Regions from separate parts of the Homo sapiens genome. Here regions 1 and 3 are each linked to region 2. A link is a loop called in an ENCODE intact Hi-C map of the cell type or tissue named here. Cell type or tissue: chondrocyte. All regions are shown on one strand.

The links. Peaks named below come from ENCODE experiments on the same cell type or tissue, not always from the same donor. Only the 100,000 strongest peaks of a DNase experiment are listed, where the experiment ranks them.
Region 1: it touches region 2 in a loop (5-fold over the local background); 18 of 110 quality-filtered maps call a loop at or near these places.
Region 3: a loop joins it to region 2, with 7 times the contacts of the local background. A loop is called at or near these places in 75 of 110 quality-filtered maps.

Annotation. Positions count from the first base shown.
Region 1 is chr2:85,676,442-85,681,441 of GRCh38, forward strand. LOC105374842 (a long non-coding RNA gene) reads left to right here and starts at 4,907. Exons shown (of 3, transcript XR_940317.3): 1 at 4,907-5,000. In chondrocyte, CTCF peaks have their summits at 2,935 (motif pointing right) and 3,177; DNase peaks (open chromatin) are centred at 2,600 and 2,960.
Region 2 is chr2:85,812,445-85,817,444 of GRCh38, forward strand. It overlaps LOC284950 (a long non-coding RNA gene), which reads left to right and starts at 2,686. Exons shown (of 3, transcript NR_038888.1): 1 at 2,686-2,911. In chondrocyte, CTCF peaks have their summits at 1,958 (motif pointing left) and 2,206; a DNase peak (open chromatin) is centred at 1,929.
Region 3 is chr2:85,634,675-85,639,674 of GRCh38, forward strand. USP39 (ubiquitin specific peptidase 39) reads left to right here. Exons shown (of 13, transcript NM_006590.4): 7 at 1,379-1,456; 8 at 2,695-2,762; 9 at 4,529-4,717. Among named protein-coding and RNA genes, the nearest start is that of USP39, 21 kb to the left of the region's middle. In chondrocyte, CTCF peaks have their summits at 2,985 (motif pointing right) and 3,221; no DNase peak of the experiment used is centred here.

The sequences.
Region 1 (5,000 bases), 140 kb before region 2:
TGTTCCTCATTGACCCCTGGAGCAGAAATTGCATCTAATGATATCTTCGGCTCTTATCACACCCTTGATGGGGCTTTGTCCATAGTGGGGGCTCAAAAATATTTTCTAATTTCAAGTAGTCCTGATATCTTAACCCCATTCAGGACAAGCTTAATGTGAGAATTCGCTCAACACGGCACTTGCATATTTTATTCAAAAGCCAGAAACATCTGAGGGCAAAGGAAGAACTAAAAATAACTTGCAGGCTTTCTTAAAGCTGGTAAGAGAAGATTTGACCTTGGGGAATGTATTTATTGTTTTTGTGTTAATTAGTTAAATTCTGATTGCAAAAGAAAGTGTTGTCCGACATTTTTATGTTACAAAGCAGAGAGAACTCGATGCAAACTGACCTATAGGAAAGGGAATTTTCGCTTGAGCCCAGGAGTTCGAGGTCAGCCTGGGCAACATAGTGAGACTCTGTCTCAAAGAGAAAAGCAGGGGCAGGATTTTTGGTTCATGTAATTGAAAAATCTGGAAGTTGATCAAGTAGTTGCTGGCAAAGTTTATCCACGGGTGCAAATCATGTCACCAAGATATGGTTTCTCCCTGTGCTCAGCCTCTGCTGTCTGGAGCCTCCAAGTCTTCCTCCATAGCAGTGAAAAGGCTACAGCTGTTCCAGATGTCACAGCTTTATCCACGTTGTCCAAGCAGGTATTGGGACTCCTCTGGTAGCTCTAGTGCTAGTCTTGCTCTGTTGCCCAGGCTGGAGTGCAGTGGCACGATCTCTGCTCACTGCAGCCTCAACCTCCCGGGGTTCAAGTGATCCTCCCACCTCAGCCTCCCGAGTAGCTGGGATTACAGGCACCTGCCAGCATTTCCAGCTAATTTTTGTATTTTTAGTAGAGACGGGGTTTCACAATGTTGGCCAGGCTGGTCTCAAACTCCTGGCCTCAGGTGATCCTCCCGCCTAGGCCTCCCAAAGTGCTGCGATTACAGGCGTGAGCCACCGCGCCCGGCCTAGCATATTTAAATTTTAATGCACACTGACAATAGGTCTCCCAAGATGTCATGCTGACATCTCCTCTGAGCAGTATAGAAGACAGTGCCTTTCTCCTGACTGGAATTGTGAATCTTTTTCTTTTTTCATTTGTGGTAAAATACACATAACCTAAAATTTGCATCCTAGGCCAGGAGTGGTGGCTCACGCCTGTAATCCCAGCACTTTGGGAGGCCGAGACGGGTGGATCACCTGAGGTCAGGAGTTCTAGACCAGCCTGGCCAACATGGTGAAACCCCGTCTCTACTAAAAATACCAAAATTAGCTGGGCATGCTAGCGGGTGCCTGTAATCCCAACTACTTGGGAGGCTGAGGCATGAGAATTGCTTGAACCTGGGAGGTGGAGGTTGTGGTGAGCCGAGATTGCGCCACTGCACTCCAGCCTGGCCGACAGACAGTGAAACTCCATCTAAAAAAAAAAAAAAAAAAAAAAATTTACATTCTAACCGTTTCCAAGTGTACATTCAGTGGCTTTATGTACATTCACATTGATGCGCAACCATCACCACCATCCATCTCCAGAATGCTTTTCACCTTCCCAAGCAGAAACTCTGTGCCCATGAAACACTAACTCTCCTTTCCTCCCATCCCCTGACAATCATTCTACTTCCCATCTCTAACTCTCTTTTCCCCCATCCCCTGACAATCATTCTACTTCTCCTCTCTAACTCTCCTTTCCCCCATCCCCTGATAATCATTCTACTTCCTGTCTCTATGATTTTCACTGTTCTGTGTCCCTCCTAGAAGTGGACTCATATAGTATTTGTCTTTGGTGACTGGTTTATTTCACTTAGCAGAGTGTCTTTTGGGTTCATCCATGTTATCATGCATCTCTTATAATTTCCTTCCTTTTAAAGGCTGTGTGCATACACCGCATTTTGTTTATGGAATTATGACCCTTTTAAATGTCCCTAAAATTGCACCTGTTGGCTGTAGCTGCGCCTATAGGTTGTAGCTGGAGGACATTCCTGCCCATTGTTGGTTTCTGTTCCTTTCTGCCTTTCTGACCCAGCCTCCAACTGCTCCGGTCTAAGGAGATAAGAAGCCACACAGGCCTCTGGCAGGGGCTGGGTCTCCTTTCTGCAGGAAGTGCTTCAGGCCCCTCTTCTTGGTCTCTCCCTGAAGTAAGAGGCCTCAAGTGGAGTCCTGAGGGGCATGATGAGGGCTGTGCCCTGAACAGGTGCAAAGTATGGAGGGAAAATGTGGAGCCTGAGGAAGGCATCTTGAGGCTGGAGCAGGGAAGGCCGAGTGGGCACCTCCTTAGTTGAGCTGCCTTAGGACAAGGGAGCAGTGATGGTGGCTTCAACAGGAAAAGAGAAGCTGATTCTGACTGGAAGGGCACCAGCTGCCATTCCTGCAGGAACGAACAAGTGTTTTCCCAGGAAGATGGGGTCAGGTCGCTGAATCTGATGGGTCCTGGCTCTGTGCCCAAGTGCTGTTCCAGGCACAGGGTGGGGGTGACAGAAGGGGCAGCGCAGCCCTGCTCTCACCAAGCCACCTGTATGAGAAAACACAACAAAGACATTCCTTCAGCCACTAGGAGCCTCTGTCTCCAGGAAATTACCATGAAACCCCTAAGTGTAGTGGCTCAGGGCCACAAAGCTACGTCCCATGCCCAGGCTCAGGCCCATTATGTGTGGCCAGGGACTCTGCTCATCACAGTCACCCCGGGGCACAGGCTGACTTGCAGTGGTCGTCTTGAACACTGCCCATCATCATGCCAGGAGAAAAGAGAATTCTGGGGTCTCTCCCTGGCTGTTAAATGTTCCAGTTGGGAAGGAACAGGCTTAACTTCTGCTCAGGAAGCAACCTGGCAGGACGCCACCCAGCCTTCCCAACCCTCACTCGCAAACACAGGGCGGCCAGGGAGTGCAATTCCAAAGCAGGACCGGAAGGTGGCGCCCGGGAGCCAGGTGGAGATGCACCGCCCTGGGCAGCGCGATCCCCACACCTTGCCCTTCGCGGACTTCGCTGCAGCCCAACTTTCTTGGGGCAGCTGTTTCTGCTGAACTAAAGGAACACCAGGGGGTCCAGTCTCTCGACACCCCAGGGCCCACGCACCTGCTGAGGAAGGCGCTCCTTCATTACAGGCGGCAGCACCGAGTACCTGGGCTTTACAACATTTTAACCTCCCCTCCCCTCCCCTTCCCTCATTTTTCTTTTCTTTTCTTTTTTTTTTTTTTGACGGAATCTCGCTCTATAGGCCAGGCTGGAGTGCAATGGCACGATCTCGGCTCACTGCAACCTCTGCCTCCTGGGTTCAAGCGATTCTCCTGCCTCAGCCTCCCGAGTAGCTGGGATTACAGGCATGTGCCACCACACCCGGCTAAGTTTTGTATTTTTAGTAGAGACAGGGTTTCACCATGTTGGCCAGGCTGGTCTCGAACTCCTGACCTCAGGTGATCCGCCTGCCTCGGCCTCCCAAAGTGCTAGGATTACAGGCGTGAGCCACCATGCACGGACAAGCTGTTCTTTCTTACTGTTTACACTTATTTGTGTATATATATATATTTTTGAGATGGAGTCTCGCTTTGTCACCCAGGCTGGAGTACAGTAGCACAATCTCAGCTCACTGCAACCTCTGCCTCCCAAGTTCAAGCGATTCTCCTGCCTCAGCCTCCCAGGTAGCTGGGATTATAGGTGCCCACCACCACACCTGACTAATTTTTGCATTTTTAGTAGAAGTGGGGTTTCACCATGTTGGCCAGGCTGGTCTCGAACTCTTGACCTCAAGTGATCATCTGGCCTCGGCTTCCCAAAGTGCTGGGATTACAGGTGTAACTCACCACGCTGGGTCCACTTATTTGTAATTTGATCATTGTCTTCTCTCCCACTAGAAAGTAAGTTCCATGAGGGCAGGCCCCATGTTCATGTTTACTCATCTTCCTGTTCTCAGTGCCTGGCGGAGTACCTGGCACAGAGTAGCATTCACTTGGTGTTTGCTGAATCAATGAACATGACCGAGGGCTGCAGTCTGAGGTCTGGAGGCTTTGCAGACTGGTTGGGGGCACCATCCTAAAGGCTATCAGAGCAACTGCTGAGAGAGACTCCAACCAGGCTGGAGCTCCACTTGTAGCAGAGTCCCAGTGTTCTGGCTGGGCAGGGAGTAGGGCAGTTCTGAAAATTGACAGGGAGGTCTGCCCCAGCCCAGCCCCCAGGGGCTCTTGTCCAAGTCCCAGTGACAGGATGTCTGCAAGTAAATGCTGAAGGAGATGCTTCAGCTAAAAGCTCCAGGACATGTAGGTTCAAATGGCCTAACAAACTGGGAAACCAGAGTGGAGGGGAGACATTCTCATTTCAGGATAGACCCTGGCTGCCTTGGGGCCTCCAGGGTGCTAGGGGACACAGCCCAGCTCTGCATCCCTGGCAGAGATGGCCACATCCAGCAGGCCCTGGTGGCACTGCAGAGAGAACAGCACCCTGGGGACCAATTATCCTGGGAAACAGGCTGGTGCCTATCCAGATGGTGGTGCCAGGCACTGCCACTGTACAACTGGCTGATTTGGTGAATAAGTTGCAGACATAATTGAAGGGCAATTTGTTGGGGATGTAAAGTACTGCAATGGCCCACAGGGTAAGAGACAGTAAAATAAGGGTAAATGTCACCACTCAGAATTTACACACAGGTTGGTATGCCTCAGGAAACTTAGGTTAATAATGAAAAAGAAAAAAACACAACAATACGAAACACTGGAGAAATACTGGCAGGATGTGTATCACCTTGTTGATAATGGTATTTCTTGGTATAATTACATGTGGTCATTACTCATTGTCTTTGTACTTTGAAAAAAAAATTAAGCCAAAGGAAAAAAAAAAACCTTCCTTTCCCAGTCAAATATACTAGCAAACAAGAAGCTGTTAGAAAACAATTCTCGCTGGTGTAGATTTTGTCCTGTTTTGGTTGTGAGGATGAGGGGCTGGTGTGGATCAACAGTCCTGAGGGGGAAGCAGGAATCCCAGAAGA
Region 2 (5,000 bases):
GCACTTCCCACCTTGGCCCACCAAGAGCCCGAGCTGCCCCCTCCTACCTCTCGGCCTTGGCTCAGCCTCTCCCCCACCCCCAAGCTCGCTGGCTGCCTGCCTGTGCATCAGGCCACTCACTGGCCACCCCTCCGGTGGGGCTGGCTTCTCCTCTGAGCTGCAACACTTCCACCCCCAACCAGTGCCTTCAGCCTCCCTTCCTTCGACTTGGGCCACGCTGGTCTGTGATATGTTTGTTTCCCTCATTCTGGTCACTCGTCAAAACCCTACAGATCTGAGGCCAGACGTAGTGGCTCATGCCTGTAATCCCAGCACTTTGGGAGGCTGAGGAGGGTGGATCACCTGAGGTCAGGAGTTCGAGACCATCATGGCCAACATGGTGAAACCCCGTCTCTACTAAAAATACAAAAATTAGCCAGGCATGGTGGCATGCGCCGGTAGTCCCAGCTACTCAGGAGGCTGAAGCATGAGAATTGCTTGAACTGGGAGGCGGAGGTTGCAGTGAGCCGAGGTCATGCCATTGCACTCCAGCCTGGGCAACAGAGCAAGCCTCCATCTCAAAAAACAAAAACAAAAAATCCCCCAAACCCTACAGGTCTGGTCTAGTCTCTTGTGCAGAGCAGGGTCTCCCATTTGTGGAAACGAATTTTCATTGGTGGTAAATATTGGGTGATTGGTGACATTGTCCTCACTGGTGACTTGTATGAAGGAAAAAGAGAAGCCCCAGACAGTTTGTATAAGGAGGCAGGAGACAATGTGGGCATCACCCCGTGTTCCTGACGTCTGCTGCCAAGCACGTGGGGGTGTAACTCCTCTGCCCACCCTTCCCCCTACAACCCCCTTAATTGTTCTGTCATCAGGGCCTCCCAGGAGCCCATGCTGTCTCAGGTAATGGCAGAAACCTCAGGTAACGGCAGGTGTGTGAGCTCCTGGCTGGGCTTCCCTATACCAGCAGCCTGCAAAGGGTTTCCATTCTGGGATCAGAGGGGCTCCAGGCCTGCCCATGAGCCACATGATGCCAACCTCAGTGTGGGCCATGCCAGGCCTGAGACCACATAGTGGATCTCCCAGACCTCTGCTGGGCAGCTAGAGCTGCCATCCCACTTCCCCCAAACAGCCCAAACCCCCAGTGCCCACACCCAAGAGGCACGACAGTGTCATGGAAATAACATGGCCCTTGGAATCCAGAGATCTGGGTGTGGGTCCTGATACTGCAGTTCCATGAGGTCTTGGACAAATCACTTAACATTCCTGTGAGCCTCAGTTCCCCCATGGTGGTAATCATGTATATTTTACTTTGGGATTGAGAGACAGGAGAGGTATGAGAGCACCTGGAACACTGTGGGAGCTGAAGTGTTGGTTTAAGTGGGAGTCACAGTTGTGGTGGGGAGCTAGACTTGAGGGGTGACAGGATGACCCAGTGAGCTGGCCCAGCAGTAAGAAGGGAGGAATTGATGATGGAAAGGCTGGCGTCCCCTGGTCTGGCCTCTGCAGGACTCGTAGTTGAGTCTCCCCACCCCTTAGAGTGGGGGTATTCCTGGCCCCAACCACTTCACACCTTTGACGCTTGGGGGAGGGATGCATATACAGGTGGAGGCTGCTGGGAGTCTGGGGTGCCATGTGGGATACCCCAGACATCTGGCAGAGCTGCAGTGGTGCCCTATGGGTGCAGACTGGTTTGGGACCACACGTGAGCCACCCCAGGGGCTTCCAGAAGGGCGCAGTGCCAAGGCAGCTGAGGATCACGAGTAAGGAGCCTAAGGGGGCCAGAGAACTTGGGGGCGTGTTACTTGTGTCTAAAAATTGGCAGATCGAGGGTCAGGGCATCTGGACTGCTCCAGTGAATAAGGGAGAATGCACACTGGCCACCATCAGCTGCTGGGTACAGCCGGGAGAGCTGGTGGACTTGGAACAGGAACAGTCTGCATGGCGTGACAGCGCCCTCTGCTGTCCAGGCTGGGCTGGCATCGATGGTACAGGAGGAGGGTGATCCTCACACCTGGCATGAGCAGAACCTCCACTTCAAGCAGCCAGGGCTCAGGAGCAGGAGGGACCCCGGTAGATGGGAAACTCATTCCCATTTTACAAATGAGAAGACAGGCTAGGAGGAGTGTAGAAAGTTGCTCAGGGTCCCGTAGCTATTAAATGGCAGAGCCAGACTCATCCTGCAATGCCCTTCCTTCTACCCCAGACTGAATCATTTTATGCAAAATATAACAGGACTCAGGGATGCTGGAAACAGTACCCTTCTTTATTCTATTAAAATCAAATTAGATCTGACTCCGCCTCTGGCTGGGCTGCAGAAAACTTCATTCTGACTTGCTTTTGGAGATGGGAGTGGGTGCTGCTCCTCCCTAGGCCTGTGCAAGAGCCAGGGAGTCTAAGGTGATGCCAGAAAATGGGTGTGAGGGAGTAGTGTTTAAATCTTCAGTGCGTCAGCACCACTGTGAGAGCTTCGTGTCCAAGCCTCAGGGGGTCTGTGCTGCCTCCTTGCCCAGTTTGGCAGCCTGGGCCTGAGGCCATGCCACTCGCTCCCCTGAGGCCCCCTACAGCTTGGCTATGCCATCTGAGGTCTTGCTCCCCCGCCCCCACCTCAGCAGGTACTGCTGCTCCCAGCCATGGAGTTCTCTCAAAACCTTTCTCAAACCTTTTCCTCCCCTCCCCAACCCGCAGCCTAATCCCCTTAAATTGCTCCAGATCCTAGAAAATAAAAGCAGGAAAGGAAAGGTTGGCTGAACAGGGAAGGAAAATATGTCAAGAACAAAAGACAAATGATTATCTCAGGAAAAGTTCCTGCCCCTCTAAACTCTGTGCTGGGCAGCCACACGTGCCCGTGGGAAAGTGCTGTGTCCTTGGAGTGCCCTGCACGCTGCAACTGAAGCCAACAAGACACGGCCCAGACAGGGAGCAGGTTGGTTGAATCCATTTGCAGAAACTTGGGGCAAGGAGTTGGTTGTGACGAATGTGGCATGCCACTCCCCATCTAAAGCAGTGAAAGTTAAAAGGAGGTTATGGAAAATTGGGGAAGGGGCTAAATGCCCAGGAGCCTGGGTTGCAAAGCCAATCCTATCTGAGAAGAATGAACTTGGGGACCCCTTATTGTCATCACAACTATAAAAATGGCCTGGCAGGTCCAACTGTGGCCCTCTGGACTCTGCAACAGCCAGATCTGCAGTCCTCAGTTTTAAATCTGTAACCAAGAGATTTGGTTAGAGATCCAAATTAGAGACCTAGTTATCCTTAGCTGTTATGTTCAGTCCACAAATCATGTTATTCTGTTTATAAATAGGGCAAAATAAAAAGTGATCTTTAATTTTCTTTGATTAATGAGCTATTAACTCAACTTGAAGACACTAAGCTCTCTTAAAAAAAAAAAAAAAAAGCACTCGTGGCAATGAAACTGCCAGCCCAGTGTCACCAGTTACCCAAGGGTGACACCCTCGTCCTGCTGGAGATGGTGCATCTGCTGCTTCGAGAGCCCTTTTCTAACCTGGGAAAGCTTGAGTTTAAACATGAAGATAGTGAAATAAGGTAAGCCTTTAGAAGCAAAACTTTCATGCTAAGTTTAGGAGTAATCTTCGTATGTTTGTTTCTTTAAAATACTGTAATAGTCTAAAGAATCTAACATTAAAGACCGACAGATTAGCCTGATGCCTCCAGTTTTAAATATGTACTAGAATTTAGACTTGTCATGGAACCAATCTAAGTGTCCACCAACTGTTGATTGTATAAAGAAAATGTGGTTTGTATACCCCACGAAATACTATGCACCCATAAAAAAGAATGAAATCATGTCCTTTGCAGCAACATGGATGGAGCAGGAGGCCCTTATCCTAAGTGAACTAACTCAGAAGCAGGAAATCAAAAACCTCATGTTCTCACTTATAAGTAGGAGCTAAACGATGCGTACACATGGGCGTAAAGATGGAGATAATAGACACTGGGGACCCCAAAACTGGGGAGGAGGCTGGGAGGGAGGAGGAGAAGGGTTGAAGCAGGGAGAAGGGTTGAAGAATCTCCTATTGCATATAATGTTCAATATTTGGATGATGGGTACACTAGAAACCCAGTCTCCACTATTACACATATAATACCCATGTAACACACGAGTACATGTACTCCCTGAATCTAAAATTTAAAAAAAATTTAAAAGAATTTAGACTTGTGATTTTAAGTTGCAAAGGGAAAAAAATGACCTTATTTTTCTGAATAATTATTGGAATTTCAAGGAAAACTGATGCTTCACTATTTTAATAACATTTTATTTCTTAGATTTATAAGAATTTATTATTTGAAGATATTTTGCTTGTTAAGGCAATACAATTGCTTTGTTAGGCAACTGAAGTGCTTACAAAAGAAATGTAATATATTACATTTATAATGCAGTTCAGAGTTTAAGAGAATTTAATTAATTAAATTTACAAATAATTATTAAGGAAACAGAGTCTTCAAGTTGAGTTAATAGCTCATTAATCAAAGAAAATTGAAGGTCACTGTTTTTATTTTGCCCCATTTATAAACAGAATAACAAGATTTGTAGACTGAACATAACAGCTAAGGATAACTAGTTTATTTCATTTTAATGGAACATTAATTTAAAACCCAAGCAACTGTGAGTAGCCCTTTCTGGACTGCCCTCAGACATTAAAATAAAAAACAAAACAATTCACAATGACAGATATTAATACGAATAGCTAACGTTTGTATGGTGTTTTACACTAATGCTCTCTTCCATTACTAATGAGAAGCACTGGGAGGTTAGTAACTTGCTCGAGGCCCTGCGTCTAGGAAGTTGGACTGGAGCTTGGCTCTTTGACTCCAGAGGCTGCACTCTTTTTTTTTTTTGAGATGGAGTCTCGCTCTGTCCCCCAGGCTGGAGTGCAGTGGCAGGATCTCGGCTCACTGCAAGCTCCGCCTCCCGGGTTCACGCCATTCTCCCACCTCAGCCTCCCGAGTAGCTGGGACTACAGACGTCCGCCACCACTCCCGGCTAATTTTTT
Region 3 (5,000 bases), 180 kb before region 2:
TCTTGTGTTTATAGAGACATTTCTGTTTCTGGACCAACTCCCTGAGCTCCCAGGGTTTTATATTAAGGCTGCAAGAAAGGAAGAAATTTGTGTTGAGAATGATTTTTTTGTGGACCATGAATGGATGGATGAGTGTCAGCATTCACTGTGTTCCACAGGTGACTTATGGCCTGAAGGTGGATAGTGGGGCCTGTCAGCTTTTGGCAGCTTGGAAAGTTAGGGCATAATTGGGTTGTAGAGTTGCAGAAAAACCAGGGTACCCTGAGAATCAACGTGTCTAGTTTCTTCTGTCATAGCCACTATTGGCTAGGATAGTTATGATGTCACATAAACATAATTTCCTCCATCTCTGAGACCTAGTAGGTTATTAGTTGCCGAGTGTTTAGATGTGTGAAGTGTTTCTTGCTGTGGTAGTTTGTTACATAAGAGCATTCTGTGTACAGGGAATAAAAAGAAAATCATTCTATGGAGTTGTTAGAGGCCTCTGGGTTTAGGGAAATGAAGTTGAGGAAGATATACTATAGTCTTTGAGATTTTAATTGCGTGAGCAAAGAGGAACTAAATAGAAGCAAATCTTCGTTGAAGAGAAAGTAGTCATTATCTGGCTGGGCGCAGTGGCTCATGCCTGTAATCCCAGTACTTTGGGAGGCTGAGGCGGGAGGATCACTTGAGGTCAAGAGTTCGAGACCGGCCTGGCCAACATGGTGAAGCCCCGTCTCTACTAAAAATACAAAAATTAGCTGGGCATGGTAGCAGGCACCTGTAATCCCAGCTACTCAGGAGACTGAGGTGGGAGAATCGCTTGAACCCAGGAGGCGGAGGTTGCAGTGAGCTGAGATCATGCCACTGCACTCCAGCCTGGGCGACAGAGTGAGACTCTGTCTCAAAAAAAAAAGTAGCCACTATCCCTGAAATGTCTGAGTGGCAGGTTCCGTAGACAGCATTTTCATGGAATATTGTCAATCTGCTTTCAGAACCCCTTGTTCTGTATGCCTTTTCAGTCTGGGTGCTAGTCACTTTCCTAAAAGACAGGAATCTTCATGAGCTGCAGAAGGGAAGAAGGAAGTTTGAGCTCACTCTGGAGAAAAGTGGATGTTAAAAGGTCATATTCATTTGTTTTGGTCATCACTGAGTGATGCGATACAGTCCTGGTATGAATCAGAGAGCCTATGGAGAGAGTCAAGATCGGAGGAGTGAGAGCTTGACCTTGAGGAGTGCCAGCATTTAATGATAAGATAGAGGAGGATGCACGGCAGTTGGGATGGGATGGCATGGCCAGAGAGGAAGGGGGAGAACCAGGAATGCCAACCAGTGCATGGTTTAAGTTAACTCTAATGCCACTTAGCTTCAACGTTTTCCACCCTTCCTTTTTTTCCAGGAGATGGCGTTGACTTTCTGTCTTGGTTTCTGAATGCTCTGCACTCAGCTCTGGGGGGCACAAAGAAGAAAAAGAAGAGTAAGTCATTTACTTATAAAAAGGAGTTATTTTGTTCCCTTTTAAAAAACTTTGCGGTCGGTCGCAATGGCTCATGCCTATAATCCCAGCTCTTTGAGAGGCCGAGGTGGGTGGATTACCTGAGGTCAGGAGTTTGAGACCGGCCTGGCCAACATGGCGAAACCCCATCTCTACCAAAAATACAAAAGTTATTCAGGTGTGGTGGGATGTGCCTGTAGTCCCAGCGACTTGGGAGGCTGAGGCAACTTCCCATTCTTTTGTTAACTGTTTATCTGGGGTAGGCTAGTATCTATGTTATAGATAAACTACATGTTCTTTCTGAATAGGCCCCTCTCCATAGTTTTTGCTAGAATATGGTTATAGTCCCAATGATATTTTATTATATATATATTTTGAGACAGAGTCTTGCTCTGTCACCTAGGCTATGCAGTGGCACGGTCTCAGCTCACTGTAGCCTCCATCTCCCAGGTTCAAGCAGTTCTTCTCCCTCAGTCTCCCAAGGGTAGCTGGGATTACAGGCACCCACTACCACGCCCAGCTGATTTTTGTATTTTTAGTAGAGATGGGATTTCTCCATGTTGGCCAGGCTGGTCTCAAACTCCTGACCTCAGGTGATCTGCCCAAAGTGCTAGGATTATAGATGTGATGGTGTCTTGATGTGGGATTGTGGCCTGTTGCTTTTCCCACTGGATGGCCCTGCCCTCTCTACCAGGTGTCTTCAGCCTGTGTTAACCCTCTGAGCTCTCTAACTTGCGTCTTGGCAGGGTTCTAGAACTTGGTTGTGCTTTCTCTCTTGTTGCTTTGATCCTGTTCTGGCCCATCTCTTAGTCTGTCATTGTCCTCTTGTCTTCATTACAGTTTGGACATTGTCTCCCTTTGAAAGTAGCTTATGGTTATGGGAAGTTCCTTGGCTGTACCTTGTTTTGCTTGTGAATTTTTTTGTAATTCATGTATCACCATTCCTTCATTTTGAACACATTTACCTTTTCTTTTATGGACCAGGCCCTGTGATGGAGGATAAAAAGTTGTCTTAAGAGAAATAAAGTAATTATTTACACAAATAATTATAAAGGTACCCTGGTGGTATATAGTACAAAAGGAAACTTCTGTGTTTAGTGAGAGCTCTGTGTCTTTTGCTGGAAGATGCTGGTTTATTTCAGAAATTTAGAAGCTGGAAATATACTTCAGACATGTTTTCCATCCTCACGGAATTTGTCTCTTGCTTCCTGTTTGTGCAGCTATTGTGACTGATGTTTTCCAGGGGTCCATGAGGATCTTCACTAAAAAGCTTCCCCATCCTGATCTGGTGAGTTAATTGAGCCTGGGTCTTGGACTGATTCATATTGCTTGAGGGGACGTAGGGGAGATGAAGAGATGCTCAGAGAACTGACAAGCCTGCTTGCCCTGTGAAGAGGTTCAACAAAGCACCTGCCTAGTGGCAGCTCTGCCTGGTCCCTGTCATACTAGTGCACTTTTTCAGTTTGGGAGTTAGTGGTTGGATGTACTGTGCTGGTTTAAGTGTTCTGGCCACTAGGTGGTGCTGCTGTGTTTTTTCAGAAAGCTCAGCTAAGCTTTCTTTTTGTTTTTCTTAGTCTCCCTCTGTCGCCAAGGCTGGAGTTGCAGTGGCGCCATCTCAGCTCACTGCAACCTCTACCTCCTGGGTTCAAGCGATTCTCCTGCCTTAGCCTCCTGAGTGGCTGTGATTACAGGCGCTTGCCACCACGCCCAGCTAATTTTGTATTTTTAGTTGTGACGGGGCTTCACCATGTTGGTCCAGGCTGGTCTCGAACTCCTGACCTCAGGTGATCTACCTGCCTCGGCCTCCCAAAGTGCTGGGATTACAGGCGTGAGTCACCGTGCCTGGCCCTCAGCTAAGCTTCCTAGATGGTCTTAGAGCTTTTCTTTTTTGAGATGGAGTTTTGCTCTTGTTGACCAGTCTGGAGTGCAATGGCATGATCTCAGCTCACTGCAACCTCCACCTCCCAGGTTCAAACCATTCTCCTGCCTCAGCCTCCGAAGTAGCTGGGATTACAGGCATGCGCCACTATGCCTGGCTAATTTTTCTATTTTTAGTAGAGAAGAGGTTTTACCATGTTGGTCAGGATGGTCTCAAACTCCTGACCTTAGGTGATCCACCTCCCTTGGCCTCCCAAAGTGCTGGGATTACAGACATGAGCCACCGTGCTCGGCCCACTTTCTTTTTTTAATGGATTTTTTTTCCTTTTTGAGACAAGATCTCTGTCACTCAGGCTGAGTGTGGTGGCGTGATTATGGTTCACTGCAACCTCAACCTCCCTTGCTGAAGTGATCCTCCCACCTCAACCTCCCCAGAAACTGGGACCATAGATACACACCACCACACCGGGCTAATTTTTATTTTTATTTTTGTTTAATTTAATTAATTAATTAATTTATTTATTTTATTGAGACGGAGTTTCACTCTTGTTGCCCAGGCTGGAGTGCAATGGCACTATCTCGGCTCACCGCAACCTCCGCCTCCCGAGTTCAGGTGATTCTCCTGCCTCAGCCTCCCGAGTAGCTAGGATTACAGGCGCCACCACCACGCCCGGCTTATTTTGTATTTTTAGTAGAGACGGGGTTTCTCCGTGTTGGTCACGTTGGTCTTGGACTCCTGACCTCAGGTGATCTACCTGCCTCGGCCTCCCAAAGTGCTGGGATTACAGGTGTGAGCCATCATGCCCGGCCAATTTTTTTTTTTTTTTGTAGAGATGGAGTCTCACTGTGTTGCCCAGGCTGGTCTGGAAGTCCTGGACTCAAGCAGTCCTCTCACCTTTGTTCCCAAAGTGTTGAGATTACAGCCGTGAGCCATCACACTTGGCCTCAGGGCTTTTTAGATAGTCTGGTATATAAGCAAAATATCTTTAAAGAAGGAAACCTGTTGGTTCTTAAGTTAATCTAACCAGGTGGTGCATGCCAAACTGCCCAATCTCTCGGGCACTTCTCTTTGTTCTTTCAGATGAAGGAAATGTCGGCGTGGTAAAACATCGGTTCTGTGTTGGTTCCTATACCCGTCACACTCCTTTCCTCTCTTTTCTTCTCATTCATTTCTAGCCAGCAGAAGAAAAAGAGCAGTTGCTCCATAATGACGAGTACCAGGAGACAATGGTGGAGTCCACTTTTATGTACCTGACGCTGGACCTTCCTACTGCCCCCCTCTACAAGGACGAGAAGGAGCAGCTCATCATTCCCCAAGTGCCACTCTTCAACATCCTGGCTAAGTTCAATGGCATCACTGAGAAGGTAGCCCATTAACACACCTGCCCTGCCTATACTTACCCTCGCTCTCTCGACTTTTTCATTTTCTTTTTTTTTTTTTTTTCAAGACAGAGTTTTGCTCTTGTCGCCCAGGCTGGAGTGCAGTGGCGTGATTTCGGCTGACTGCAATCTCTACCTCCCAGTTTCAAGCGATTCTCCTGCCTCAGCCTTCCTAGTAGCTGGGATTACAGACATCCGCCACCATGACTGGCTAATTTTTTATATTTTTAGTAGAGACAGCATGTTGGCCAGGTTGGTCTCGAACTCT